Regions from separate parts of the Homo sapiens genome. Here region 2 is linked to region 1. A link is a loop called in an ENCODE intact Hi-C map of the cell type or tissue named here. Cell type or tissue: heart left ventricle. All regions are shown on one strand. Each heading gives the region's core, and the rest is flanking DNA. Links, peaks and the distances in the headings are about the cores only. Region 1 overlaps PSMB1 (proteasome 20S subunit beta 1). Region 2 holds the start of LOC100131532 (a long non-coding RNA gene).

Region 1 (15,163 bases), core at 5,313-7,812:
TTTACAATACTGTATTTGTTGATACTGTAAGTTTACATCATCTGTTTACAAGGAGAATCATCTGTCTGGAGTGGTGGACAACCACAGCTGCAGACCTCAATCTACAGTACATATCAAGCAATTCAGCTTTTTCTTGTGATGTCATAACTTTCCCTGCTTCTTGGGGAGCAGTTCCAGCATCACTAATAGTGCTTTGTTTGGGCCACTTGTTATTTAAGGTTTATAATAATCGCACTAAACACAATGAAAAACAAAGGAGAACATTGAGAGATCACTTTAACTTTTTATAATCAGTTTATGTGTATTTTATGGTAGTAAATGATAAAATAGCTAGTATCTACATATAGTTTATACATTTGTGGCATACCTTTCTCTTAATTTTTAAGGTATTTTTAGGCTACTTGGCTCATCTGAGTTTTTCAAAGTGTTGCGAGTCTCCAAAAACTTCTCAGTGTGTTTACTGAAAATTTATGTGTCAGTGGGCCTGAGTGGTTGAAAACGGTGTTATTCAAAGGCCGCCTGTATTTCTAATTCGTCCCTCTTTGTGATTACTGCTGGCTAAATTCAGACCTACATTATTAGATTATTGGATTTATTTCCTAACATCCTTTCTGCCTACAAGTTTACTTCCCTAATTCCTCCTGCTCAGTTTTCTGAAGGATGTCATATATAGCTACTCCTCTGCTTATTGCTTATTGACCTCATCTCCTGTCACCCCACTACACCCAGACCCTAACTCTGCTTTTCTCAGAAAAGATGTGCTTTTCCTAACTCCGTCCCACATCTTCAGTCTGGAATGTTCTGTGCTCTTCAGTGTAGCCTTCAGCGCTCACCTACTTAAAAGTCCTTTCTGCTGAAGCCTGTCTTCTTCTAGGAGACTTAGTGGACATCTGTTGGGGCTCTCCTGGCTCTTATTTTCTTCTTAGTTATAGCAATTCTCTGATCACTTTGCTTGCATACGTCCACCTCTCCGGGTCATGTGCTTCTCAAGAGTGGGAGCTTTGCCAGGGAATCGTTGTCAGATTTCTGATGTGTGTAATTCATCCAGGTCTGGAAGGGTCTTTATTCAGTCTGAAGGACATTTTAATTTTGTGTAGTATTTTCATCACAAATCCTCGTACACATGAGGGTATTGGAAGAAACTTGAACCTTTCCTTTGTGCTCACTGTCACATGACATCTCACCCAAGTTTCATGTCCCACCAGGTTGGTTTTAAGAACATGCAGAATGTGGAGCATGTTCCGCTGTCCTTGGACAGAGCCATGCGGCTGGTGAAAGATGTCTTCATTTCTGCGGCTGAGAGAGATGTGTACACTGGGGACGCACTCCGGATCTGCATAGTGACCAAAGAGGGCATCAGGGAGGAAACTGTTTCCTTAAGGAAGGACTGATCTGTGTGCTCTTATCACCAATCAGTTCAGACCTGGTTGATTTTGTACTTTGGAACTGTACCTTGGATGGTTTTGTTTATTAAAAGAGAAACCTGAAGTACTCATTTTGCTATAACTTGTCTTCTCTAAGCAGGACAGATATAGGAAGTAGAATTTCTTTTAATTTTCTTCATTTTTCCCACCCTTTTCTATTTTTCTGAGATTTTTTTTTTTTTTTTTTTTTTTTTTTTGCATTTTAAGTAATGAAAACAGGTCATGTTAATTTTCCCTTACACTAATGAGGTAGGAATTTCTCTGTAAAAGTTGACCTTTTGAGCAAACTTATCTTATGAAGAGGGCTCTGGTGTTTACGCAGCCAGCTTGCCTGAAGGGACCTTTAAACCATCCAGAAGGGAGAGTATTTACTAGGGTTTTATTAAGACTCTAATGGTTATAAATGAAATATCTTAAGATTTTTCACTTCTGGGACTGTTAAGCCATCTGGAATAGCTATTTTGGAGAAAAATCTTCAACCAAAATAAAACTGTAAAAAAAAAAAAATAGGCCTTTATACAAGCTGTAGCCAGAAATCTGGGATAATTTTTACAAGCACTTTAGTAATGTTATAATTGAGACCTAAGTTTTGATAGAGCCAAAATTTTTTAGATCTATTAAATACATTTTAACTCCATTATAATATTTGAGTAATTTTCTTGTTATTGAACAAGTCAAATTATATGTAACATGGGAGTTATTGTATGCTTTGTACCAGAACAACCTGTGGTATAAATGGAATTTTACTAAGTTAGTGGTTAATCTTAGATACCACTTTTGTTTATTTTGCCTTTTATAAATAATTCAAATTATCGAAAGCTGCTAGTAGATACACATTGTAAACATTTATTGCACAAACATCAATACTGTCACTCACTATCCCAGGCATTGGGGACACAGTGGTAACACCTGGTTCATCTCTTAACAGTGTCTGTATGAGGATTCTCCAAAGACTCAGAACCAATAGGATATGTTTGTATATAGAGAGAGATGAGAAAGGGTTTATTAAAGAAATTGGCTCACTCAGTTATTGAGACTGAGAATTCCCATGCCTGGCTGTCTGCAAGCTGGGGAGCCAGAGAAACTGGCAGCATGGCTCAGTCCAAGTCTGAAGGCCTCACAACCAGGGAAGCTGATGGTATAACCCTTGAAGTCCTGAAAATAAGGAGTTGGGTGTGAGGGGTTGCTAATCAAGTCCCTGGCTCGAGGAGAAAGACAGTGAATTATTTGCCTTTGCCTTTTGGTTCTATCTGGGCTCCATTCAGTTGGATGGTGCCTGCTCACACAGGCTGATCTGCACTCAGTCCACAAACTCCTAGGCCAGTCTCCGGAAACATCCTCACAGACAAACCCAGAAGTAATGCTTTACCTGCTGTCTTGATATCCTTTAATCCAGTCAAGTTGACACCTAAAATTAACTATCCCAATGTCCCAACTAAAAACTGTAGAGTATCCCAATTTCAAATCTACATTTTTTCTTCTTTATATACACTAGGTATATTCTTATTCTAAAGGATTTCCCATTTTGGAATTTTCTGTTTATATAAAGTTGTGTATCTAGGATTTTCTATAAGGTTCTCACCTCCCAAGGTGTATAGGGAAGTTCTACAAATTGAGTAATGATTGATGGCACATAATTAGTGTTCCATGATGTTTTTTTACAACCTTCAGCTAACATTGTTTTAATCCAGTATTGCTGTAGACTTTGAACATGGTCTTAGTTTTGGAGTGAACACGACTTAGTCCAGAATGTGTTTGGCATATGGCTCCTAGAGCTAACCTGGCTACTAGTTATTTGGGTAGTTTTATAGATCATTCAGGCACATTCCTTGTGTGAAAAGAAAACCTTTGATAAACATTAGAAGTATGATTCATTCTTAAGAGTTAGGCTTGAAGATTCCAGTGAGAAGCTGCTGATGTAGAGACTTTCTCTTCATTACTGCCTGCAAGGGGATTGGAAGTATCTGGTAATATTACAAGTGATTGATGGAAAACTGCTTGAGAGGTTGGCCATGACTCCATTTATACACACAGAATGCACGTAGATGTTTGGATTTGTCTTAATTATCCGACAGATGGCATAAATACTTTCCGGCAGTCTGCTCAGTGGGGCTGTGCTGACTTGGGAGGTTAGAAACAAACTGAGCCCGTGACTGCCAGGTACCACTCGTGTCTCCATATTTCCCATGCAGCAATAGCTCCTGCTGTAGTCACAGTGACTTTGCAAGCCTACCCAAGGGGAATGTAGACAATTTAGTAGGAAAATAATATTTCTTACCAAAATGTCTTGGCCAAGCACAGTGGCTTACGCCTGTAATCCTAATACTTTAGGAGGCTGAGGTGGGGAAATCACATGAGCCCAGGAATTTGAGACCAGCCTGTGCAGCATGGCCAAACCCCCTCTCTACAAAAAATGAGCCAGGGATGGTGGCACATGCCTGTAGTCGTAGTTACTCAAGAGGCTGAACTGGAAGAATCACTTGAGCCCAGGAGGTCAAGGCTGCAGTGAGCTGTGGTTGTGCCACTGCACTCCAGCCTGGGTGATAGAGCAAGACCCTGTCTCAAAAAAAAAAAAAAAAAAAGGCATAATTATTACCCTGATAGGTTTCCTTTTTCTGCCTTTCTGTACCTGTTACCTGGGTGAGCACTTAATGGCCCAAAAGTGTATTAACATGCTTTCTGATTCTAGGTCTCTCATTCCTTGTATTTGTGAATTTCAAACTGTAACTGGAAGATTCCCTGTATCAGAATTACGTAGAGCACTTGTTCAAAATGAACTCCTAGGTTCAATAGACCTATTGTCCCAGTCTCTGAGCTAGAAATCCCAGGTGATTCTTATGCATACACAATTTGAGAACTTCTTTAACTCCTCATCAGACAGGTTCAATCAGAGAAGCCCTAGGAGACATAAAAAGATTTATTACAGAGTTCGGCCTCACATAAGAAGAGCTGATTAGATGATCTATATAAGCCTGTTTCTGTTTGGTGCTAGGAGCCTAAAACCCATAGCACAGGCTGTCAAAGGGGCGATGGTGCAAAAGGAGGAGGGTCAACAGACTGGATTGTGACCTGGGACCATGGGGGACACCTGTGGCAGTCCCACTACCTTAGAACTTTCACTTAGTGATCAGGTACTGGCCTCCTTTTTCATGGCTAGACATGCACCTGGCCCAAGAGCTTGGGAGAAGTTGCAGAAGGGCCTGACAGGAGCTTAAGGAGCTGGGACCCCATATGCAGCCCATGCCGCCAGGTGAGTCAGCAGGTAAAGAACACGCGTGAGCGGTGACAGCCCATCATGCTCTGCTCAGCAGCACAAGAGCAGATGGCTGCTGCCTCACTGCACCTTCTGCATCTTAGGCTCCTTTCTCTGAGTGCAAACCCACCAGAGCTGTTCAGTACCCATCGGTGGTCTTCATTACTGCACGAAGTCCAAGTCTTTCTCCGCTTTGTGAAATTAATTCAAACTTAAAGCTGTTGGAACTTCAAATTATTCTGAGCCTTGAAAGACATGTGGCTATGCAGAGCCTGAGTTATGCGGCATGCAGGCGCAACTTCTGCCTTTTCCCCTGTAAACAAGACAAAAAGGCACCAGACATAAGACCCCTCAAATCACTACTCCTCCGCACAGAGTAATAAAGTAATCTTGGAATGAGCAGCAATCTATAACCAATCAAATTGCTGTGGCGAATGCACTGGTCTTGTATGGAAAATGTGATCCTGCTAAAATTTCTAAGTGAAACCTTAACTTCTCCACTTTGAAACATTAACCTTACTGGTTTAGAGTCAGTGTTTCCAGGTGGCCATTCTCAAGCTCTGCACTCGAATTAACCCTCTACTTAATCATATTTTCTAAATCTCATTATTTAAGGTTGATAGTTTTCAGATCCCTCCACGCCATCCTCGCCTCCCCCACCCAACTCCCTACCTCTTCAACATACTTCTTTAACTAGCTGGGCTGCTTTGTTAAGTGGGTGTGATATTCTCATTCTTCAGTGATTCAGCTAACATTGTCTGACTTTGTGTACTGTCCCCTTGAACTTTATAAATCATACTCTTAAAGTCCAGATCAAGTTTTATTTTCTCTATTGAGATTTTCCCAACTTTTCTAGATTTTATGAATTTCTTCTGAGCGTCTATTAACTTGATACTTGTAGTTTATATTAAATATGAATGCAATTGTTTGCTGTTATTTCTTAAATATTGCCCCTCCCATTTACTTTTCTTATATATCCATTATACGAAGTCTGAACACATAGGAGGCACCTAAAACCTATAAAGAGACATGGAACTTGTTTAAAGGACCCAGGAGTGATCCGTTTGTTAGTGTTGATTGAAAATCCATCCTGCTGCCTACTTCTGGTTGTGAGAGAAACATTAAATCTGTGAGCAGTGCAAACTTCTTTCCATCCCTCCTCTGGAGTTCCTAGCAGCAGGCCTGGGTCTAAACGTGGGAAGGAGCTTCAAATCTTTTATTTCAAGTTGTCACTTCTATGGAGGGGTAGTAGCTCTGTCCATGGGCAATTTGGAATGTTGGAGGAGCCTGAAGGCAAGTGGAGTTAGGAATACAAGTGTCTCACCCTTGAGTTCCGCTCAGCAGAATGAAGAGTATGGGTGCACTGCTTCACCCACAGGATTGCGCTGATTTATCTGTTGACATACTGTGCTAGTTTTCTCCCTAGACCGGGAGGACCGATAGTGTATGTGGGTGCATTTCAAGGCAGCCACTTTGTATGGCCACTATGTCCAATGAAAGGAGAGGCCTGTGGCCCCACTCTTGTCATGAGCACCCTCCCAGCCAGGCTCGGTGTCTTGTGCCTCCTCCGCCAGACAGAGCTTCATGTGCATCTGCTCCACTCTTGAATGAGTTTAGCTGCCAATTTGCTCTCCCTTGTCTGAATGGCTCCTGGAGCTTGTGAATCATCTTTGAAAAATATTTCTATAATGGGAAAATATTTTAAAAACAGCATGGGGCGTGAGCAGATGTCCACAGGGCTGATTGTTAGAAAGTATAGGTGATCGAAAGTGTGATCCTCCCACTTTGTCCTCAAGCTGACCAATGGCCTGACCTCTTCTGCAGTGAGAAGCTGCTGGAGAGTTGGCTGAGGGTCAGGAAATCAAGGGACCTTCATTCTTCAATGAAAGCCAGGCTCCACATCACCCTCCAAGAGGCCGCCAGATGGCAGTGTTGACTCATCCAGCCTCTGTGAGAACCACAGTTTTCTAATGCTCAGAAAACTGCTACCACAGTTTTCCAGTGCACAGACTTTACTGAGTGACTAGGAAGGGGCCTTGAGCCTAATCATTAATCCTGTTTTATAACCTGGAAGGAGGTACACCTTGTTGCTGTCCTAAATCTCAGCTATTCCTCAGATCAAAGCGGAAAGGACAGAAGGAGATAAACCCAGCAAAATTGGTAGTAACCTATGCTGGAGGTGTGCAAAATTGGTAGTAACCTATGCTGGAGGTGTCCTAGGTGTATGCAGGGGTTGGGAGGTGGGTGGGTGGGGGAGAGGGAAAGGGGGAGAGAGAGAGAGAGAGAGAGAGACAGGGAGAGAGAGAGAAAGAAGAAGAAGGAGGAGGAGGAGGAGAGAAGGGAGCAGGGGACTGGTTGTGGTTTGGAGAGACAAAAATCAGAACACAGAATTTTTTTGGAGCTATATACTTTCATAAACAAGGAAACTAATGGACAGAGAATACATTAAAGTGCTCTGTGCAGGCTGCTGACTAGTGGCAGAACAGATTAAGACTCAGTGTTTAGTTTTTCTACTTCTCTCTCTCTCTCTGGGTTTCAGTGTTTAGTTTTTCTGCTTCTCTCTCTCTCTCTCTTTCTGGGTTTTCTTTGTTTTGTGCTATCAAGTTCTTCTTATTTCTTTTACTTCAATAAATTTCTTTCAAATGAATCTAAATGTTATGATCTAAGGACACAAGTTGATAAATGCAATTAAGATTCTTGGTTGAAGATTTTGTGTAGGTGGTATTAGTAGAAAGTATCCACAAAGTCATGGAGCAAAATCTCAGATTTACAAAGTTCTAGGTCTGCCTTGGCCTTCCAAAGTGTTGGAATTACAGGCATGAGCCCCTGTGTCTAGCCTTATATTGACATTTTTCACTTGCATTTTAGAATTGATTGTTGAGAACCCCTTGAGTGACCTAGGTCAAGAGACTGCTGATCTGTCTGTGATGGGTTTGATATTTTTTTCTCCTCACCAAAAATGCTAAGAACATTCATTTACAAAACTGGAGACATTGGTAAGCTCTTACCTTTCTCATCCTGTGGGACTGCACCAGCCTGTCTTACTGCTTCCTGGGAGGTTCTATGCACAAATTCTCTGGGACCTTCTCAGGTTAGGCAAGACCTCCAGAAGACCTACCAGCTATCTTGCTCCTGAAGTTCAAGGCTCTGAAAGCCTTAAATGTCATGAAGCATGAAGCATTTCCAGGAAATTTGTGGTTTTCTCTTGAAACTTCCCAAAGAGAACTTTTTCTGAAAACTGTTTACAGCAATTTGATGGAGACCAGCATTTCCGAGGGCCCAGAGGAAGGATCAGAGAACAAGGACAGTGACAGGGGGATTTGGTCATGAGAGTCAGAGGCCCGTGTGATTTGCAATACTCCTTTCTGGAAGCTCTAACGAATATGAATAATCAAAGATGCCATTACTGCATAACAAGAGCATTGGACACTAAAATATAACTTTTCCGAGAAATTGAAATTTGCTTATTTATGTTGTTTATTTAGGGGTATGGTCAGGGTATTTTATTCAGACACTTAGTGTGCTCAATTTATTCATTTTTTCAACAGTATTTCTGGAGCTCCTATTATGTTCTAGGCACTATAAAGACACATGCACACGTATGTTTATTGCGGTACTATTCACAATAGCAAAGACTTGGAACCAACCCAAATGTCCATCAGTGATAGACTGGATTAAGAAAATGTGGCACATATACACCATGGAATACTATGCAGCCATAAAAAATGATGAGTTCATGTCCTTCGTAGGGACATGGATGAAGCTGGAAACCATCATTCTCAGTAAACTATCGCAAGGACAGGAAACCAAACAATGCATGTTCTCACTCATAGGTGGGAATTGAACAATGAGAATTGTTCAATTGTTCAATTGGCAATGCAGGGCCTGGGAAGGAGCTTCCTGCAGGCCGAACAGAAACAAAATGACACTTCCCTCCATTCTAAGCCAAATAACCTAGTGGTTCCTGTATGTGCCTCAGAGTGAAATTGAAATCCTAACCCTGAAGTCATTTTGTAGAGGCCTTAAGCTTCTTGTTGTGAGATGTTTCCTGGTTCCCTTCAGAAAAGGGCTCTGACAGGGTTTAGCAGAACTATTGATGGACGACTTGGCATGAGTACATCTGGATACATCAGAACTTTGTCACAAGAGTGGTGTTTTAGTTTTAAATTCCTTAAATAACCAATAATTGGGACATGGTTAAGTAATTTATGAAATGTTCACTACATGAAATATTTTCTGGCCATTAAAAGTGGTGGCCATGAAGACCTGGCAGCAACATGTCAGAATATTAACGCAGAATGCTAAATGAAAATCAAGAGTCCAGAATTGTACACAATGACTGCAGGTGTGTGAAAACATGAAAATGCAGACGAAGAACATCCAAATTAATGTAGTGGACTGGCCCCCTATAAATGAACCAGTGGACTGGTTCATTTTATTGACCATTTTAGGACAAGACTTTATACATTTGGAATTCTATATTTAATAGCACCCCTTGAATTTTTGCATGATTTTAAAAGACCAACCAAACTTCTTATAATACTTAAGTTTGATTGTGGCTGCAATCTAGCAATCAATTTAATGAAAAATATCTAACTGGAAACTTTGAGTTGATAAAAAATCTGTTTGATAGATTATTTCACTTTTAAATAGCCTGTTGCTATCAATAGATACATCTGATCATCTCCTAATTAGTAAATAATGAAGACTGTTGTTTTCATAAGTATTAATAAGCCACAGATATTCTGGGATGGGTTGCTGGCAGGAGGAAGATGTTGACTTGCTAACTGAGGAGTATGAACCCGGTCAGTGCTGCTTCTGTACATAAAGACTGTTAGTTTAGATGATGGCCTCACCAAAATAATATTCTGATTTGTCTGCTTGATTATGAAGGTGCACAATTAGCAAGAAAAATCTGAGACTTTTTAGACAGACGTATACAAAACCTCTGGGTTGTCTTGAGAAAACCCAGAAAACCGACTTCTCTCAGGCTTCATGAAGGGGAAAAGGTGTTTTAACCTTTAGCACATGTTACAAAAATCTAATACGGCAAAAGATATTGAGAAGTGGAGAGTTTCACTAAAAATTATTGGGCTAATAAATGCTTAGAGCCAATATGTACACACAACACACACACACACACACACACACACACACACACACAAAGGAAAAAGCTAATGGAAAACAACTAAGCCCTATTTTATTCCGTTGGAAGCCGTGAGCAATGCCAAGTGTCCACACTTAAAAATGAGATACAAACACGTTTTCTCTCATGTTTTTCACAAATTTGAAGGAAACAATTATCAGTCAAGACTTGTCAGAAGATTTGGTATAAATTTAAGGGCATATTTACTTTCTCTTGTCACTTTAACAAGTTTATGTTGTCCCGTGTCCCTTATAAATCTGCTAGAAAAATAAGTTTGGAATTTCAAAGTAGAAAAACCTTGGAAATAAGATCTTCAGTGGCTTGAAGTTTACACCCAGTCTGGAGCTAGGGCCTCCACATGCATCAGCACATCTCATTCTTGTGTGAAAATTTTTAAATTGATATGTAGTATTTGTACATATTTACAGGGTACATGTGATATTTTGTTATTGCATAATGATCAAGTCAGGGTATTTGGGGTGTTCAGCACCTTGAGTTCATCACCTTTCTATGTGTTGGGAACATTCCAAGTCCTGTCTTCTAGCTATTTTGAAATATGCAAATATTGTTGTTAACTGTAGTCACCCTACTCTACTGTCGAACAACAGATCTCACTCCTTCCATCTAACTGTCTGTTTGTACCCATTAATCAACCTCTCTTTCTCCTCTCCCCCACACATACCACCTTCCCACCCTCTGCTAGCGACCGTTCTACCTTCTACTCAGCACATCTCATTCTGACTCTTCCATCTGATGTGAGCAAGTCTGTCCTGAATTAGAGCTGTTTTCTAGAGGGCAAGATCTTATCTTTGTTTATTATTTAAAGTGTCCAGCACGCTTTGATTTATTACTAAGCACGAGCTATTTTTTACTTGAATTTCTATAATGCTTTGTTATTCATTCGTGTTTTTTATTATGGAAATGTCAAATAAGCCCCTTGTATATTTCACCCACCACTATTCATGGTAATCTTATTATCGTTGTTTATTTTGAAGTAAATCCTATAATTTTATTAGTAAATATTTTAGTGCTCCTAAAAGATAATGATCGCATTTAAAAATATAATCACAGTATCACAATTGTACCTTTAAAAATTAACTATAATCCCTCAACATTCAATATGCAGTCCATGTTCAAATTTCCTTGATTGTCTCATAAATGTCTATTAACATGTCATTCAAATCTGGAAACAAGCCTTTTTATCTCTCTCTCTCTCTCTTTCCTTGAAATTTACATGTTGAAGAATCCAAGTCGTTTGTCATGCAGAATCTTCCACATTCTAGATATAAATGATTGCATTCCTGTAGGTTCTGTCCTGTCTTTTCCTATAAATTGGCAGTTAAATTTAGAGGCTTGATTAGATTATGTTCAATTTTTCATCAATAAAGCAACTTATGTTCATATAAATCTTATCATTGCTTAGATGAACAAATTAGACCTGTTTCTTTTTCTTTTCTTTTCTTTTTGAGAGAAGGTCTCCCTCTGTTGCCCAGGCTGGAGTGCAGTGGTATAATCATGTCTCACCGTAGTCTCTACGTCCCTGGGCTCAGTGGTCCTCTCACCTTAGCCTCCTTAGTAGCTGGAACTACAGGTGTGTGCCACTATACCTGGCTAATTTTTGTACTTTTGGTAGAGACAGAGTTTCACCATGTTGCCCAGGCTGGCCTGAAACTCCTGGGCTCTAGGGATCCACCCCCCTCAGCCTCTCAAAGTGCTGGGTTTATAGGCATGAACCACAGCACCTGGCCCAGACCTGTTTGTATTGGTTAAATGATAATGTACTAGAGGAGAAATCTTTTTTGTGATATGACATATCTCAAAGTATCATTGATTTTTGAGTTTGTGTCAATATGAGATAAACTTTAGTTTCTAAAAATAGCCACAAACTTTCTTTAGATCACAGAATCACAGATTCCACTTGGGCAGGACTTGAGCCTCTCACTCATGTAGGGCCCCTTTCCACCTTCCTGGAGGTATGGTCACCTGTCCTTTGCGTGACCAAGTCGGGATGAGGAGTTAGTTACACGCAGACAGGCCACTGGTAAGTCTCTCACAGTATTCCAGCTTTTCCTTCAAGGCATTTTTCTTCTAGGGTTGTTGTCTATTTTGTTGTTGTTGTTGCCTGTTTGTAACAGGTTTCTATTCTATCGTGTTACCCTGCTCTGTGTTAATAATATAAATACCTAACAAATTTTCTAGACTATCTAGCCCTTTAACTGAGGGTTTTTTTTTCTTTTTCTTCTGATTCTTTTTACAGCTAAGCCCCTATACTTAACACTCTCTTTTCTCTGCTCCTGATGGTTAACACCTTGATTTACATACTTTATTCAAGGGATAATAGTAATACTGTATTGCTATTAGTCTCAGTCACCTCTGTGTCATCTTTCCTACTGCTGTGTTGAGACTATTTTGGGGAGTGTGCCTCAGCGACAGCTGTGAGCCACATTTAACCCACCAGCTGAAGTCTTGCAAAGTGCCCTTCATGTTCCCGCGTGTACAGATGGCTCTGCCTGATACTAATGGCAGCAGCAGGGTAAATGTGACTGAGGCGTCTTCTGGGGAGGCTCAGGTGGTCCAGGTTCCCTTTTAGAAACTTCAGAGTCAAGCTATTCGTAGTGGTGACTCTTGTACGCTCCAGCTGCCTGGCCTGTTCCCTACCCATGGGGGCTCAGATCCCTGATGGCCTTAAAAGGAGAGGGCTTGAGAAAAATGCCACCCTGAGTCAGGGTGTGGGCTGCACAGGCCAGCAGCTTGTCTCTGAGAGTGATGCCAAGGGAGTGGTTTGCAGGAGAGAGAGAGGGTTCTCCAAGATATCAGCCTCAAAATAGCCTGGCCATCCTGAACTTCCCTTAATAGCCTGCCACAGATCAATCACCCACAATCTAGGGAAAGCCTTTGTAAGCCTATTTGGACATTATGCTTGTGCTGCCTTGAAGAGCAATTGAATTCCACCTATTATTCTGAGGCATAAGATATTTTTCCGTCCTATTTTCCTAAAACTAAAGCTATCTCTAAGTTTTGAGAGTATCCTCTTGCCTCTGTGGCCTGGGAATGGTGGAATGTGATGAGAGTGACAGGGTGGCAGCTGCACCCAGGATGCTGACTCGGTGTCACTGTCGGCTTCAGTTGATGTGGCCACCACACGTTAACCACGTGACATCAGTTTCTGGGCAGAAGTTAAGTGTCTTGCCTTCTGCAGTAGATTTTATCTCTAAGAATTGTCCAGAAAAGGAAAAGCCTGTTTATCTCAATTTCCTCTGTGATTATATTCCAAAATAAGCTTCCATAGGAAAAACATTCTATGCAAGTGTGGCAGATGGCCTGGGCTAGGCCACAGCGATTCTCCCTTCCTTTAGAGAAGTACAGCCGTGTCAAGTGTGTGTCCCCGAGGATTGCATTAAGGAAGACTTTAAGAAGAGTTATAGATTGGAAGGGAATTTATGTGATTTTTCCCTCCAGAATGCATCTGAGCAGGGCTCACTCAGCAGGTGGATGACTTGGGGCCTCAGAGAAACCCTGGGTTTTCCAAGGAGCCCTGAATGTTTATAAGACATCAGGTTAGAACAGGAGTCCAGGGGCGATATGTTAGAAAACCTAACAAGAACTGGACATTTACAAGAAGTCAGGTGTAAGGACTGAGGAGACGTGGTTTCTTTACTTTTGCAGAACAGCTGTGCAGCCAGTCCCTGGGATGGGCTCCTGTCCGGGGCTGCGCACTCACAGGCTGCCAGAGTGAGCAATGGAAAGGCAGGTTAGGCTTCTCCCCATGCTACTCAGGCCGCTGTGCTCCACCACAGCCTACGGGAGGCAGCCAAGCTCCTCTGCTACGTGTACTGTCAGAGGCTGGTCACCTCCCCTCACTTTTAAGGGTCTCTGACCCTCACTTTTCTGGCAACAGCAAGTTGCTTATCGTTGCCCAAAGATACTGAAGTGGTTGTAGGCTCTGGAATCCAAAAGACAGAGAATCAGGCCTACCCCATCTCTTCCTGTCTGTGTGGCCTCAGGCAGTTAGTGGAAGTCCGTAGGCCTTGCTCCCTCACTTATGAAATGTGGATGATAGTACCTTCCTCATAGGCACCCAGTGAAGAGTACATGAGATAATGTTTGTAAAGCTCTTGTTCCAGTGCCTAACACAGTACGTCCTCAGTGAATCACAGTTATTCCTGTTATGCCTTACAGGCTATTTTCCCAGCGGGGACCCACAACCCCTCCATGCACCCCTAGCTCCCATATGCCTGGAAACTCACATTCATCTTTCAAACGTGAGTCAAGTTTTGACTCAAGTGTGCCTCTCTGTGAAGCTGCCTCTGATCCCGTCCCCCGCCTTCTTTTTCTCTGTCCATTTCCATTTCTTATGACTGCATAGTATTCCATAGTGTATATGTACCACATTTTCTTTATCTAATCCACTGTTGATAGGCACCTAGGTTGATTCCATGTCTTTGCTATTGTCAGTAGTGCTGTGATGAATGTGTGTGTGCATGTCTTTTTTTCTTTTTGAGACAGAGTTTCGCTCTTGTTGCCCAGGCTGGAGTGCAATGATGTGCAAACTCTGCCTCCTGGGTTCAAGCAATTCTTCTGCCTCAGCCTCCTGAGTAGCTGGGATTACAAGCATGCGCTACCACACCTGGCTAATTTTGTATTTTTAGTAGAGACAAGGTTTCTCCATGTTGGTCAGGCTGGTCTCAAACTCCCAACCTCAGGTCATCCTCCAACTTCGGCCTCCCAACGTGCTGGGATTACAGGCGTGGGCCACTGTGCCCAGTGCATGTGTCTTTTTGGTAGAATGAATTGTTTTCATTTGGATATATACCCAGTAGTGGGATTGCTGGGCCAAATTGTAGTGCTGTTTTAACTTTTTCAAGAACTCTTCAAACTGCTTTCTATAGTGGCTGAACTAATTAACCTTCCCACCAACAGTGTATAATTATTCCTTTTTCTCCACAGCATCACAGCATCTGTTGTTTTTTGACTGTTTAGTAATAGCCATTTTGACTGGTGTGAGATGGTATCTCATTGTGGTTTTGATTTGCATTTCTCTGATGATTAGTGATATGGAGCATTTTTTTGCGTTTGTTGGCTGCATGTCTGTCTTCTTTTGAGGAGCGTCTTTTCATGTCTTTTGCCCATTTTTTAATGGGGTTGTTTTTTGCTTGTTCATTTGTTTAAGTTCCTTGTAGGTTCTGGATATTAGACCTTTGTCAGATGTGTGTTTTTTGAATATTTTCTCCCATTCCGTAGGTTGTCTGTTTACTCTGTTGATAGTTTCTTTTGCTGTGCAGAAGCCCTTTAATTATGTCCCACTTGTCAATTTTTGTTTTTGTTGAAATTGCTTTTGAG
Region 2 (15,163 bases), core at 7,736-10,235, 570 kb after region 1:
CCTCCACAGCCCGGTGAGCCTGCCCCTCACTGCTCCGTCCTGGCCGCAGGCCACCGTACTGCCTGGGAAACCCACTGACCACCCAGGCTCCAGATCAGAAGGACGGCCCCGGGCTGCGCCACATGCATCCTGGCAGCCATCTGGGTGAGGCTGCGCACGGCTGGGAGCAATAAACTGGGTGCAGCTGCGGGAACTGGCCCTCCTGCCTCTGCAGGCACAGGAGGCCCCGGGCCCGTGGAGCAGCATTTGCCAAAACTACCCACCGACCCAGCAGCTAAGAACAGGCATTTTCTTCCTCAGGGCAGCCAGGGCTGTGACAGGCATTTCTCACTGGGGGGCCCAGTGGCCTGAGGTGTTTCTTCTTGGGTTTCAGGGCTAATGACAGGCATTCCTTGTTCAGGGACTTAGGGCTATGCAGATGTTTCTTGCTGGAAGACCTTGCGTTCCTTCTGGGATATCCAGGGCTAATGACAGGGTCTCTTGGTGGATCCGGGGCTACGGGAGATGCTTCTTATTGGAAGGTGCAGTGCTCATGACACTTTTCTGCTGAGCGATCCAGGGTCTAGACCACGTGCTTCTTTTCAGAATCTATGTCTGTGACAGACAGGTTGTGTTGGAGGATTCAGGCTACCACAGAAGTGCTCACCAGGGAGATCCAGGGCTAATGACGTCTCTGTTTTTAGGTGTACTCTTCCCTCCCCTAAAAATCTTCCCACAAGGAGGGCAAGAGCCCAGTGACTTGCCAAGCACTCCCCCTGGGCCCAGGAACCAACTGACCAGCACAGCCAGGCCACAGCCCAGCCTCCTTCTACCTCTCACTGATGGTGCCTTCCACCCCAGGAAAACCAGTCGCTTGAGACACAGTTCATCCTGACGAGGCCGTGTGGGACTGGGCCTCTGTCGGATGGGGATGTGCTGGGGGAGCCTGCACCCAGGGGCGCATGCACTGCCACAGCCATGGCCTTTCTGCGTCCGGAAGCCTCTCGCCTGGACCGGCCACGGCTCCTGAGAACCATATGCTGGCTCCATGCCCTTGATCTTGGGGTGCTTGGGAGGGAGGAGAGGAAAGGGGCAGAGAGGAGAGAGTGTGCAGCCCAGGTCCAGAGAAGACTGTGGGAGCAGTGGGGAAAGACGGAGGGGCTTCAGCAGAAAGACGCAGGTGGAGAAACTGCCGGGGAGGGCAGCTTTGCTGGGCCAGCTCCACCACTGACGCTGCGGCCGACGCCCTGGCCAGGTGCCCTTGGCTACTCTGCAGGGGCAGTGCCAGCTATGGTTTCTCACTTCAACTGCTCAGTAGCAGGGAAACATGATTTATGGGGAGAATTCCCCAGAGGCTTAAAAAAAAAAAAACAGAAAAAGAGAACGGACAAGGTCTTTGACCAGCGAGCAAGGAGACTCATTTGGCACAGAAATCAGTAACTCAGAAACAGGCCTGCAACCCTGGATCAAGGGAATCCAATACAATCTCCTCTTTCTGGCTCAACAGAAAATAGAACAAACTCGGGGCCACTAAAACGGAGTGTGCCCCAGCATGCTCAGCCTTCTCCCGGCTGACTGCGCTGGTCCCAGGGTTACCTGTGTGAGCCACGCTCTCCAGCTCTCAGCCGCAGGTTCCTGAGTCCCTGGGGCCACCTCAGGCTCCTCCAGAGACTCCACTCTCCCTTTAGGACAGGGCCTGGCAGCCGTTGTTCCTAAAATCCCAGCTTTTCCTCGTCCAAACCATTAACCTTGCTGTCCTTTATTAGGGCTCTTGGTCTTGCTGGTCATGCAATAGAAGGGAGGGCTGGGCAAAGGTGGCACCCAGAGCCCAGAGCTGGAGCTGATGCCCAGAGCAGGTCTCATGGTAAGAGTCCAGGGACAGTGCCCACGGGGGACGGGGATCCACCAGGCACTCTGTCCTCATACGCTTACTTGAGATTAAAAGAACGGGGACAGCATCCTGCCACTGAACCTGGGCTGTGACCACCGAGACCGCACAGGTGGTGACAGAAAGAATCTGCAGAATGAGCTCCTGGTGCCCGTCTTCTGTTGGAGGAAGGCGGGCACCACAGCCACTGCCCTCCAAGCTACAGCAGGAGCAGGACATCACCATCCTGGACACACACTGCCATTTTAAGTTCCCCTTGATTAAAAAACCACCTAAATCTGCCCCAAAACATCAGCCTAACAGCTAATGTCAGCATAAACAGAAACACTGCAACACTAAGGTAAACTCCCCTCTGACTAGAGACATCCCAACCCTGCAATAAACTTTCCCTCACATAGAAACAATCCAAGCCTGTGATAAGCTCCTTAATATTCTAAACCCTAAATATTGTTAGTCTGTAAGAGAGAATGCTCCTGACTGAAATCAGCCAGAAGCCCCTCTCAGGTTTATTCTCCAAAATAAACCTGTCTTGGACTGTCGAACCACTTTTCATGATTCTTTCTTCTTTCTTTAACTCTTACACCAAGTTACAGCCAGGAGCAGGAGACCAGGTCCCTGGGAGGAAACTGACCAGACCCGGTTCAGAAAGAAGGATGGATGGCAGGTGGCAGGTGATTCATTTTACGATGATGATGATTTTTTACAGACACGATCTCACTCTGTGGCCCAGGCTGAAGTGCAGGGGCAGGATCATAGCTCACTGCAGCCTCGATCTCCTGGGCTCAAGCCATTCTCCCACCTCAGCCGGCCGAGTAGCTGGGACTACAGATGCATGCCACCACATGTGGTTAATTTTTTAATTTTTTGTAGAGATGGGGTCTTGCTATGTTGCCCAGGCTGGTCTTGAACCCCTGGCCTTAAGCAATCCTCCCACCTTGGCCTCTGAAAGTACTGGGATTGCAGATGTGAGTCACGTCACAGTGCCCAGAGATGAGTAAGTGAGAAATGACTGCTCACCTATCACCCAGATACTTCTGTCCTGCATATGAAACCCTCTTCTGCACATTTCACGACACATTTGCGAGGTCATCCCCCATCGCTGGGAGCTTTGTTAGCCGCAGGTGCGTATTCATCTTTGCACCATGACACTGACAACATAGTCACTCATCTTCTTTGAGAAAAAACCAATCTGTTTGTATCCAAAAAACCGCAAGAAGCCATCGGTACCTCTTTCAAGATTCATTTTTAGTATTTCTGTACCCAAACCCCCCGATGAAGAAACAGCACATGGCACACAGCAGCCTGGCCCAGGGTTAAGGTGAGGCATGAACCCGGCCCAGGGCTAAGGTGAGGCGTGAACCCGGCCCAGGGCTAAGGTGAGGCGTGAACCCGGCCCAGGGCTAAGGTGAGGCGTGAACCCGGCCCAGGGCTAAGGTGAGGCGTGAACCCGGCCCAGGGCTAAGGTGAGGCGTGAACCCGGCCCAGGGCTAAGGTGAGGCGTGAACCCGGCCCAGGGCTAAGGTGAGGCGTGAACCCGGCCCAGGGCTAAGGTGAGGCGTGAACCCGGCCCAGGGCTAAGGTGAGGCGTGAACCCGGCCCAGGGCTAAGGTGAGGCGTGAACCCGGCCCAGGGCTAAGGTGAGGCGTGAACCCGGCCCAGGGCTAAGGTGAGGCGTGAACCCGGCCCAGGGCTAAGGTGAGGCGTGAACCCGGCCCAGGGCTAAAGTGAGGCATGCTTTCATTAGTCCCGTCAGGAGCTCTTGGCTCCTCTGTGACTGCAAATCATTTGCACCCACCTGCGAGTCTCTCCTTCTCAGGATGCACCCTCATGATACATGGAGCAAACACAATAAGCCCTGATCTCATGGGGCTGCTTGGAAACGGGCTGAGGTATCGCACCCCGAGTCACAAGCTTGCGGGAAATGCAGGCACCCATGACCCAGTGCCAGCATGCTCTAGTGGTGTGGGGATTTTGCATAACATAAGGTGAAGCTGTGAGCAGAAGAGGGGCCTGTTGGGTTCTCTGCATCTTTAAGGACTGGGCCTGGCCCACTGACTGCTTCACAGGAGAAGGCAGCATTTCCTGGGGACACAGAGAATCTCATAAAGACACTTCTCTCCCAGGGTTAAAGCAGCTGTGCGGTGCTTTGTACCATGGTCAAGCTCATGCTCCATGGAGGGAACAGGACACGCGGTGGGAATCACGTGGTCCCCTCCTGTGAGTCGATGTTTACTGTGAAGCCTCAGGGGTGAGAGGAGCAGCCAGCTGTGAGTCTTCTCTGGGTGGAGAGCACATGCCGACAGACCAAAACCCAGCACTGGCCCATGGGGAGCTTCCTGTCACAGGGGAGCTGAGGTTTCATTCCAGCGCAAAGAGAACATCTACCAAGGAAAGAGGCTCATGATCCCACTCACACAGAAAAACGTGCCCCTCGGGTGCACACGGGCAGTGGGTTGTGGGGCAGGGGAGCAGGAACACGATCCCATCCACACGGAGGAACGAGCCCCTTGGGAGCACATGGGCAGCAGGTCGCAGGGGAGGGGAACAGGAAGCAGGGGCTCCCTTTGGAGGCTCCTGGAGTCATCCAGGGCTGATGTGAGGAAGCGTCCGCAGAGCTCAGAGAAAGGTGGAGGCTGCAGAGCCAGGAGTAGAAGCTTCCAGGCATTTTTTGGAAATGGGATTAACAGGACTTGGTGAGGCCTGAAATATGTGAGTGGTGGGGCCAACAGAAAGACCGAGGGGAAAAGACGGGCCTCCCAGGACTCTCAGGTTGCTGCTTGAAAATCGGGGTGCAAGGCACTGCCCCTGCTGAGACGAGAACTCCATGCAGGAGTCATCACGTGCCACTGCCACAGAGCACCACGTTCACACCCAGCTCAGTGGAGAGACTTACAGAGCATGAGGGACTTGCCCAAACATCACACGGCTCACCCACCGTGAAGCCAGGACCCTGTCTTCGATCTGCTGACTTCCTGTCCGCCAGCACTATGCGCTCCAGAGGCACTCTGCAGGGTCAGGGCTAGGAAAGGCCACTGTCCGTGATGTCGGCCATTCCTCACCAGGCCCAGCCAGAGCAATGGCCGGGCTCGAAGAGGAGCGTTTCCACGGATGGAGGCTCGGCGGACAGTGCCCCTCTCCACTACGAACTGACAGGCAGGTGTAGAGCAGCGCTGGTTCTCTCTTGGGTCCTCGTCCATCTTCGTGAGTGGCTGTTGCCTGTGATGCCATTTCCATCCATGAACTCCCTGGCCTGTTTTCCTGTGCTTTTCATTCCTCTTCTCCCTGCTGATGGTGGGAGTGTTAAAGGTCATGCCCTACACCTCAAAAAGGGCAAAACTTTCTACTCCCCAGAGTGACTGTACATTTTAACCTTTGCACTCAAGCCAATTCTCAACAACACTGTCTACACGCCCTGCAGCCAATGCGGCCATCCAAACACAGATGGAAGATCTTCAAACTCCTGCCAGGTATAATGCATGCCAGCTTCTCCATCACCTGACAAATACCGCCCATGCTCAGCATCTGCACGCCTGGGCTCACCTCCCCTGAACACCATGTCTTCCCACTGCCTGTTTAATCTGAGCTTTTTCTTCTCCACGAATAATGCCACCTCCTCAGTTTTTACAGTCTCATTAGTGTATAATTAAAGTGTGATAAACAGCGTGCAATTGAAGTATTATCAGCCTAACATATGTATACAGCCAAGAAACCAGTACCACAACCTAAATAGCAAATCTTTTCCTCTCCCCCAAATCTCTTCCTGCCCCTGCAGGCTCCTGTGGGGTGTCTGAGCCCCTCACCAGGCTGCCCACAGGCCCTGGTCCTCCCCATGTGACCCCTTCCCAGGGCTGCCAAGTGTCCTTATGACGGGCAGAGGGCACGGAACAGCATGAGCCGGGAGTGTCCCCAAAGCAAAAGCCACAGTCTTTTTAATCTAATCTCAGACTGGATGCCCCACACCCTGTGCCCTGCTGTTGGTGAGAAGTGCACCATCAGCACAGACCATGCTCAAGCAAGGGGTGGGTCACACCCCTTACTCCTTGGCTCAAGCTCTTATCTCTGCTACCCTCACCCCTGCTCACCCTCAGCCCTGCAGATGCAAGCTCAGATCATCGACTCTTCCAAGTCCTCAGGTGGACAACTTGGAAGCTCTGGCCAGCTTAGAGTTTTTCCTTTCCTTATTAGGGCCATTTCTTATCTCCCTTCCATCAAACACGTCCTTCCATGGGCCACCCACGATGCTATCTCAGCACCAAAATGCTGCAGGCACTGGCCGGACATGCAGAGCTGGCTTGGATTCTGGAGATGCCCTGATCCCTGGGGTCTCTTCCAAATGCTGGTAGGAGGTTTGGAAACCACCACCCAATTCATCTTACCGAGCCTCCTAATTTCCAGGCTTCTAAGCTGCCCTATTCAATCATACGTTGCATTAGAGCTTCATTGTTATGAATTCTTATTCATTCATTACTTGTCTGTATTAATGCCATCTGCCTTATATTTTTAAAGTTCTTAGAAACCAAAATACCCTCCTGGTGTTGATTTAACCATGTGCAGTGTCCACAGGGCACAGTTACAATTATATGCATAATAAATTATTCTGATGATAATTATTCTTCGAACCCAGTAATGATTTAAGGACCACCTGGTTTGGGATTACCTTTCAAGCTTCTTTACTACTTTAAAATGACCCCAAAGGCCTAAGCTGTGGTAAACCGGAGCTGAGGACAAAAATTACAGAGCCATCGCACTCCTTCACAGGAACCGTGGAGGCACTTGGTGCACGGCCCTGCACCTGTGCCCAGAGGAACCTGGAGGCGCTCCGAGCACAGCCCCGCACCTGTGCTCGGAGGAACCGTGGAGGCGCACGCACGCGCACGGCCCCACACCTGTGCCCGGAGGAACCATGGAGGCGCAAGCACGCGCACGGCCCCGCACCTGTGCCCGGAGGACCCGTGGAGGCGCACGCACGCGCACGGCCCCGCACCCGTGCCCGGAGGAACCCTGGAGGAGCACGCACGCGCGCAGCTCCCGCACCTGTGCCCGGAGGAACCGTGGAGGCGCACGCGCGCGCACGGCCCCGCACCTGTGCCCAGAGACCGGGAAGGGAGGGCCTCCAGCCATGCAGGCTGCACGGGTCGTCGTGCTAGACTTCACCTTTTGTCCTGGCTGAGGTCAGGGAAGTCGCTGTGATGTTCCTTTTAGAAAACTTAGCCGAGGGCTGCGCATGCTCACAGATGGCGAAGCAGTGAGAATAACAGGACTCACAGTTCTCTCTGATAACAAAGGAATGACAGAGCTAATCGCTGCGATTCCTAAGAAGTGAGGAATTAATTATGACATACGAATCTTCACCTGCCATTACTTCAAGAACAGAATTAAAGTAGGCTTCCTCTCCTGCACAGTGGTGGGATTCTTCGGTCTGTCTCCCTGGCACCGGGGCGTGATGCTGGACAAGGTCGAGGGGTTGCGGCTGCTGAGGCTGCTCCGGGAGCTCCTGAGGTCCTATGCTGGGCCCTCCCAAGTGCCCCTGCTCACGGCAGACAGAGGGAACTTCCTGCCCCAAGAGAGGGGCGTCAGGCTGGACCGTGGCCCCTGCTCCTGCAGCTCCTAGGCCCAAGCCAGTGGGCCGCCCCACCTGTGTTCGCCTGTGGTCTGGCGGAAGCTGGCCACGTTTCCTTCCCTCCCTGTCACCGGTCACCAAGGGCCACGGGACAGAATTGGTGGTTTGGCTGCGGTTGGTGAGCTGGGTCCGTGTGCCCGGGCTCCCTCGCTGCGTCTCTCTCTTCCGCGAGAACACAACGCACCTCCCTGGCCTCACACACCCAAACTTGGCCCCTACCACAGCTGAGTCGCAGCAGAAAAGGCCATGTTGAAATAAAACCCTGGAGAGGAAGACTGCGAAGGCCAGGTGGGCTGCGGAAGCTGAGGTTTCCTGCGCCCCAGTGGATTCTGCCCACAGCGTGGAGCTTGGTGGCTGAGCCCAGAGCAGCGGAGAGGAGAAGGGGCCGAAATGTGGAGCCCGAGGTGGCTGCAGCAGGCTGGGGGCGCCCGGGGACTCGCTCGGGGCAGCGCAGCCCCTTTCCCGGGCCCTGGGCGCGGACCCTCTGCACACGCAGTCACAGGCCCCAGCCCCACTGTGGCCGAGGACCAGGCAGGCCCCAAGCTCTTCCTCCATGGATTTAGTAATTCGTTTTCAGGGCAAGCTGGAAACAGGACATGAGCCAGGCAAGGCCGCGCTCCTCTCCACTGGCCTCCCCGCGCTGTGGAACTCGCTTGCTCTTACATAGAAAAGTGAGTTTCCTGGTGAAAAGCTGAAAGCACAACGGATCTGGGCGTGGGTTTTGCCGCTTTCTCCTGAAGGAAGCCACGGACGTCTTGGCCTCTTTGAAACCTGTACATGAAATTTGTTTTCTGGGGCAGGCGCCCTCTGCAAGAATCTTACTTCCCTTCAGCCCACCGAGATGGCTGCGGCGTCCCGGGCGCTGAGATGGGGGAGCCCTGAGGGCGTCTCACCGGGAGGAGGCCGTGGGCCCAGCGCGAAGCCGACCCGACATTCCCCCATGAGCCCGGGAGGCATCGCCACATCACTGGGTGGAAGGCGCCCCGCCGCCGGCGCAGGCCCAGACCCCGGGGAACGCGAGAGCCACGAACCTGGGCCAGGAGCCGCCGAGACCAGCCCCGGCCGCCCCAGCGCTCCTCCCGCCCGGGCGCGATGCGGTGAGAATGGCCCCGGGCGGGAACGTCCCCTGTCGGGGCGGCCATGGGAGGCACTGGGGTCCCTGCTCTGCGGCCGCCCCGGTGAGGAGGCGCCCCGGCCACCCCGAAACCCGGGAGAGGCGATGCTGGCGGTGACACCGTCACCCACCGCGAGGACCCGTCCCTCCTCCTGGGGCTGCGCCGGCGCCGGGAAGCTCCCGCGACCCCCGCTCTGTCCGGCTCAGGCTCAGGAGGGCGCCCTCGGGTGTCCGGGAGCCGCATCCTCACCTCCAGAGCGATGGTGGCAGGACAGGCCCACGGTCCTCGTTCGCCCCGGGGGTGCCTGGCGGGGAAGGCGCCCGAGATGCTGAGACCCCCGAGAGCACAGGCAGAACTCAGAGGAGGCTTCTGAGGGAAAATCTCAAATTCACCTCCTTGAAGAACCGACTGTCCAGTATGGGCCCTTAGCCACATGTGGCTACTTAAATTAATTTAAAGTGAACAGAATTAAAACTCCGCTCCTCAGTTGCAGTGGTTGTGTCCCAGCACTCACGTGGCTGTGGCGACCCTCAGTGCTAAGAATCGTCTCCACACCCCGGAAAGTTCCATGGGACAGGGCAGGTCTAGGAGTTGCTGGGTGGTAATCACAGACACATGTGAGAGGCACATGCACACACACACACACACACATACAAACACACACGTAAACACACACATGCACAGACACTTCCCCCTGGCAGTCATCCTGAAGAAGGGGCTGGCTCGCTATGGCGCTAAGCCTAGAACTCAGTGTCTCCTGGAGGTACAGCTTCAGCTCCAGAGAGGAGCCCTGTGTGTCTGCAGTGGAGGCCAGAGGAGTTGGCAGCCGCAGTACAGCGTTCCAAGGATGGAGGGTTTGGGAGGGGCTGCTTCACTTGCATGGGGCTCACCAGGGTCCACGGCTGGGGGTATTGGGAGCACTGAGGCAGAGAGAGTCACGGCCCAGCACCATGGAGCCCACATCCTCCAGGGGAACCCAGGATGGGGACTGAAATGACCAATCCCCATGAGGGCGCTCAGGGACTCATCTGCACCTCCCTTAGCCCCTGGACAGAGCTGCCGAGAAAGGCATCAGTCAGAGCCACGCAGGCCTCCTGAGCCGAGTGCTGGTAGAGAGGGGTGGCCTTCAGGAGGAAGACTGGAGGAGAGGGAGTTTTCTAAAAGGAATGCAGTGTCATTGCCACAGAGAGCCCTGATGGATGTCACACTGCCTCCCCACAGTGTCTGCTGCCTGGCTGGACAAGCCCAGCGCTCCAGCTTGGAGGCTCCTCCCAGCTTAGCAGTGGGGATTCCAGCCGGGAGAAGGCGCCTATATTTAAAACTAAAGTGAATAATGGAGACATTTTCTATTCAGGCTTAAAAAAATAAATTTACAAAAGACATGGAGTTAGGCCCTGGTCCTTCTCTGAAGGGAGGTCATCCGGCCAAGGCCCCACCCAGTCGCCCTAGTGACTCAGGGATCCAGCTTGGCTTCCCTGAAGGAAGGGCCCAGCGGCCAGCATGGCACCCAGGGTGGGGAACAGCGCAGGGCTCCTCACGGGCTCAGGCAGGCGCCACTCTCACCAGCACTGGGATTGCTAAGCCTCACAGAGAAAAGTACCATGGTTCTTTTTTAACTTCGCAGGAGTTAAATGTAACCGCATTTCTTGCCATGGTTAATTATTTCTCCATGTTTCCTAATTACCAACGGACTCTGCTTGCCATCAACTCCTAAATTAATTCTGATTATTTGGATGAGTGATAACAGGATTTCTGTTGCTCCTAATACTAAAACCAATCATTTGAAATTCAAAAGCACAGACATTTTTTCAAGAGCCTTTTCAGAACCTTATTGGGAGTGGGCACTCAATAAATGTTTGCCAAATTGATTTAAACCCTAGACTGAACTCCGTTAATAGCATTTTAGGACATTCATCTCGCCACTGAGCAGGTGCTCCTGCCAGCCCCTGGGAGGCCCTGAGGGCTCTGACTGGCCTGGGGCCTCCTGCTGCTTGGGCTCCCATGTGGCCTCAGGCCCTTGCGTCTGACCTTACCCCTGGCCCACGGAAGCAGAGCTTCTTCCCTGGAGTAATGAGTCCAGGCTCTGCTGATGAGCTGAGAGCTGAGAATGTCTCAAGGTTGGTGTCCAGAGGCTGCATCTTGGCTTTTTCCCTCAAGGTCAGAGGAGGGGAAATGATTGGGCACCAAGATTGGTGTCTGAGCACCCGCTCTCCTCCATGGGGCAGCAGATGGACCTCCGCAGTGCCCTCCAGCCGTGAAATGCCCAGGACCTCTGAGGCAGGCCTGGCCCCTGGGACTTGACCAATCCAGATGCAGGGCCTGTGGGTCCTAAGAGAGCCACCCGAGGCCCTGTCGCCGGCATCCACTGCAGGAGGCAAGACCCCAACATCGCCACCTTCCACAGCACACACAGCCCACTTGCTTAGCTCCCTGTTGCATTAAAAGATTTTCACAGAAATGACTTCCTCCAAGCTCAGATGCCGCTCTTTCCCCCTTTCCTGGAGGCTTTCTTGTTCTGTGCTCTTGAAACAGCTGCAGATCCTAGTGGCTTTGAGACACAGAGGCGGCCCGGCAGATTTATCATTCACTGCTAGCTCGTTAGACATTGTCAAAAAGCATGATCTGGCCCAGCATGAATGTTTTAACGGTGCCAGGGGGAGAGGAGGGAGGAGGGGAAGCCGAGGGCAGGGCTGGAAAATCGGGGAGGGGAGGAAGGAGGGGAAGCTGAGGGCAGGGCTCGAAAACCCGGAAGAACCGGGGTGGCGGGAGGGGGACCACCCCGCAGGCAGGAGGTGTGCGTCACAGACATGCTGGGGCTGCACGGCACTGTCCCAACCACAGGTGGTGTTCTGGAGGAAAACGCTACTTCTGCGTCTGACGGCCAAAGTGCCCTTGTTGCTACTGATCCGCTTACTGAGTGGAGTTCGTAAACACCAAGTACCAGGTGCTTCTTTCAGCAGGAAACAGGCCATCTGCTAGTGACTCAGAGGACGGAAGAGAATGTTCTTGAACGTCTTTCATGCTCAGGTACCATGCAGGTATAGGGCAGGTGCTCTGCTGGTGTGTTCACGCTTTGACTTACTTGTCTGAACCATCCTCCGGGAAGAGTTTTTCTTCCAACTTGCAGAGGAGGGGACTCAGCACAGCCAAGTCTCAGTGGCTCCCAAAGCCACGGATTAATGATCAGCAAATCTGAGGTTTGGCCCAAGTATTTAAAATAACCCTAATTTATTGCAGTGAAATTCACAACTGTAACGTGGAGCATGTGGAAGTGAACGGTTCGGTGTGTCCCACCTCCATCTAGTCCAGAACGCTTCCCCGACTCCAGAGGAGGCTCTGAACTCCCTGCACAGTTTCTCCTCACCCCCTGATCCTCCAGGCTGGCAAGTAGCAACCTACTTTGCCTCCATAGATTTGCCTGTCCTGGGCATTTTGTATGAATGGAACCACACAACACGTGGTCCTGTGTATCTGGCTTCTTCCACAAGCTTAACGTCTTCAAGGTTCATGCATGTTGTCAAGGTCTTACAAGTACTTCTTCACTGTTGTTTAGGGCCGAGTAATATTCCATCTCATGGATGGACCGCATTTTGCTCGTCCATCTGTTGATGGACATTTGGGCTGTTCCCACCTTCTGGCCACTGTAACGAATGATATTATGAACATGTATGAACAAGTATTTGCTGGAGTCTGTGTCTTCAGTTGTAGGAGTGGAGCTGCTGGATCGCATGCTAAGTCCATTTGCTGTAATGAACTCTTGGGGAGCCCCTCTATCGTTTCCACAATGGTTCTCACGAGCAATGCTCAAGGGTCCCAAATTTCTCTGGATCCTTTTGCCATAACGTCTTATTTTTTTTTTCATTCTCTTTCTTCCTGTCTTTCTGCCATCCTAGTGGTTGTGAGTGACCCAGGTTTTTTTTTTTCTTTATGTCAGTTGGCCTGATTCTATGACTCAGAATTTCTGTTGACTTTGGTTCCTGCTTAAAATTGAAAGGGGCTATCATCGACTTCAATTTCTCTAGCAAAAGTTAGAATAAAGATTACTGCGTTTATATTACAAGTGCAAAGAACCAATTATCTGTGACATTTTTTTCTTTCTGGAAAACTATCTCAACGAATAATCTCAAGCCTCTCACTGCCCCCAAGTTCCACCAAAAACAAAACCACTTTCAACCACTGAGGAGCCAACCTGAGCCGGCCATTGCATCTGTGGCGGCCTCCCTGGGGAGGGGCAGTGGCAGCCGGGAGGGTGCAGGATCGGGCTGGCGAAATAATCTCAGGGGAGGGCCGTAGGGTGCAGGGAGGACCGGAGGGTGCAGTGAGGACCGTGCTGGCAGAATGATCTTGGGGGAGGTGCAGAGGCGCCACGGGGATGTGCCGGCTCAGCCAGCCAAGGGCAAGGAGGCTCAGGGGGGTGAAAAGGAAGGAAGGAGGCCTCAGGCAGGGAGGCCCGTGTCCAGGTGCTGCGCCAGGACCCACCGCAGGCTCAGGCCGCAGAGGCACGGGACCCCGAGGGCCATGGTGAGAGAAGTAGGCACTCAGACCCCACCACAAGGGACACGGGGCCCAGGAGGGCCGTGTCTCATTCCCCAGCCACTGACCACAGTGCCTGGGTGCAGCCTCCAGCCCAGGCTGCCCTTCGCTTTCTCCCAAAGGTGCCACCTGCCCAGGCCTGCTTCTCCCGTGAGACATCAGGACCCGCGATGGCTCAGCGACTACTGTGAGAAGCAGCAGAGCCCAGAGGCGAACCAGCAGCCACAAACCCAGGTCCCATGGCCCTCAGATGCAGACCCCAGCCCCCAACCATAACCCTCTCAGATGCAGGGTCTAGCCCCCCACCACAACCCTCTCAGATACAGGGCCCAGCCCCCCACCACACCCCCTCAGATGCAGGGCTGCAGCCCCCCACCACACCCCCTCAAATGCAGGGCCCAGCCACCCACCACACCCCCTCAGATGCAGGGCCCAGTCCCCCACCAGAACCCTCTCAGATGCAGGCCCCAGCCCCCCACCACACCCCCTCAGATGCAGGGCCCAGCCCCCCACCACACCCCCTCAGATGCAGGGCCCAGCCCCCCACCACACCCCCTCAGATGCAGGCCCCAGCCCCCCACCAGAACCCCCTCAGATGCAGGCCCCAGCCCCCCACCACACGCCCTCAGATGCAGGCCCCAGCCCCCCACCACACCCCCTCAGATGCAAGGTCCCATAACTCCCTAGACACGGGCCCCAGCCCCCTATTCCCCCCCAGACATGGGGACCCCAGCCCCAGAAGGTGCCTGTTCAAAGGGAGCTCCGGGGTCCCGCTGGGCACCTGGGTGTGCTCCTGGACGCTGCCTCTGGGCACCACAGGGAAGGTGTTGAGGATGGACAATGCATGGGGCCAGTGGTCCAAGAGGAAGGACCCGTCCACTGGGGCCCAGGGCAGGTGCCAGGCTCAAGCGCAGAAGGCCTCTGATCCCAAGGAGGCAGCGCCGGCACTTTTGGAAATGGAGCAACATTTGGAATGCTTTAGGACTTTCTGTCCAGTAGGATTTGAGAGCAACTTTTAGTAGAATGAAAAAGAAGAGAGTGTTGTGAGGCGCTGCCTTGTAGCTTCCCGGCCGTCTGCCTGTTGAGTCTGTGTTCTCGAGTTCAGGATGAGATTTTCTCAAAGGCGGCACATGCAGCTGTAGCTACTTAGCGTCCTGATTTCAGACGAAGAAAATGCAGGGACGACTGAAAACACAAAACGGATACCACATTTGAATTCGGTGGCATGACCTGCAAAAGCGGACCCCAGCGTCCCCTCCTGCCGGAAGCAACTGAACACAGGTGAAGTGGGCGTGGCTCAGCAAGGCCTGGCTGGTAGGGTCGGCTGAGGCCGGAGGTCAGCAGCCCTGTTGGTTGCTGGCTGGGTATGGGTGCCTTGAGGAGGTTGCCATTAGCTCTGGGTGATGCTGGTGGGGCTTCAGAGACCCTGGTCCGCTGCTGAGTGAGGTCCGGACCCTCAGGACAGCCAAATTTGTTTCCATCCTGCATCAACACTTGCCACCCAAAACTCTGCTCTTGTGTCCTCAGCCCCAGCCCACCCAATCCTGAGGGCTGAGGTGGCCCTCCCCTCCACGCCCCCTCACCTGAAAGCCTCCTTGGGGCCTTGGCAGCAGCAGCCAGCTCTGTGGGAGGGAAAAGGAGGCTTGTCCAAGTGAAAGCCAAACACACAGCCACCCCCCCTTCACCCAAGTTCCCTGTGAATTTGCGTCTTTCTGCAAAACTCTACCCAAATCGTGTATGTGGAGCAAGACTACTGCCGGCCCCTCCCTCCCTCACCCTGGAGGCTGCAGTTCACGTTAGCACAGTGAACACTCTTCCGTGATTGCACTAAAGAAACTTGCTTGTCGTTTTTAACCCAGCACTTCCCAAACTTACTCGCATGGAGCTCTTTTCTTGCAAAACGCGTATTAACATTTGGTGGAACACTTGTACTCCTGAAAGCACAGCAGCGGCAATTCTCGTCTATAAATGGTTTTGAATTTAACAAATGCCATTCAACGAGGTTTTTCTTAACAGATTTATTGAGAT

The links. Peaks named below come from ENCODE experiments on the same cell type or tissue, not always from the same donor. Only the 100,000 strongest peaks of a DNase experiment are listed, where the experiment ranks them.
Region 2: it touches region 1 in a loop (3-fold over the local background); 43 of 110 quality-filtered maps call a loop at or near these places.

Annotation. Positions count from the first base shown.
Region 1 is chr6:170,521,448-170,536,610 of GRCh38, reverse strand. PSMB1 (proteasome 20S subunit beta 1) reads left to right here. Exons shown (of 6, transcript NM_002793.4): 6 at 1,206-1,491. The coding sequence ends at 1,391. Among named protein-coding and RNA genes, the nearest start is that of PSMB1, 24 kb to the left of the region's middle. In heart left ventricle, for the core only: CTCF peaks have their summits at 6,394 and 6,597 (motif pointing right); a DNase peak (open chromatin) is centred at 6,590.
Region 2 is chr6:169,955,616-169,970,778 of GRCh38, reverse strand. LOC100131532 (a long non-coding RNA gene) reads right to left here and starts at 8,156. Exons shown (of 3, transcript NR_027434.2): 1 at 7,022-8,156; 2 at 3,518-5,152; 3 at 3,101-3,169. It also overlaps LOC107986675. In heart left ventricle, for the core only: CTCF peaks have their summits at 8,606 and 8,820 (motif pointing left); a DNase peak (open chromatin) is centred at 8,808; H3K4me3 peaks cover 1,158 bases; H3K27ac peaks cover 517 bases; H3K27me3 peaks cover 384 bases.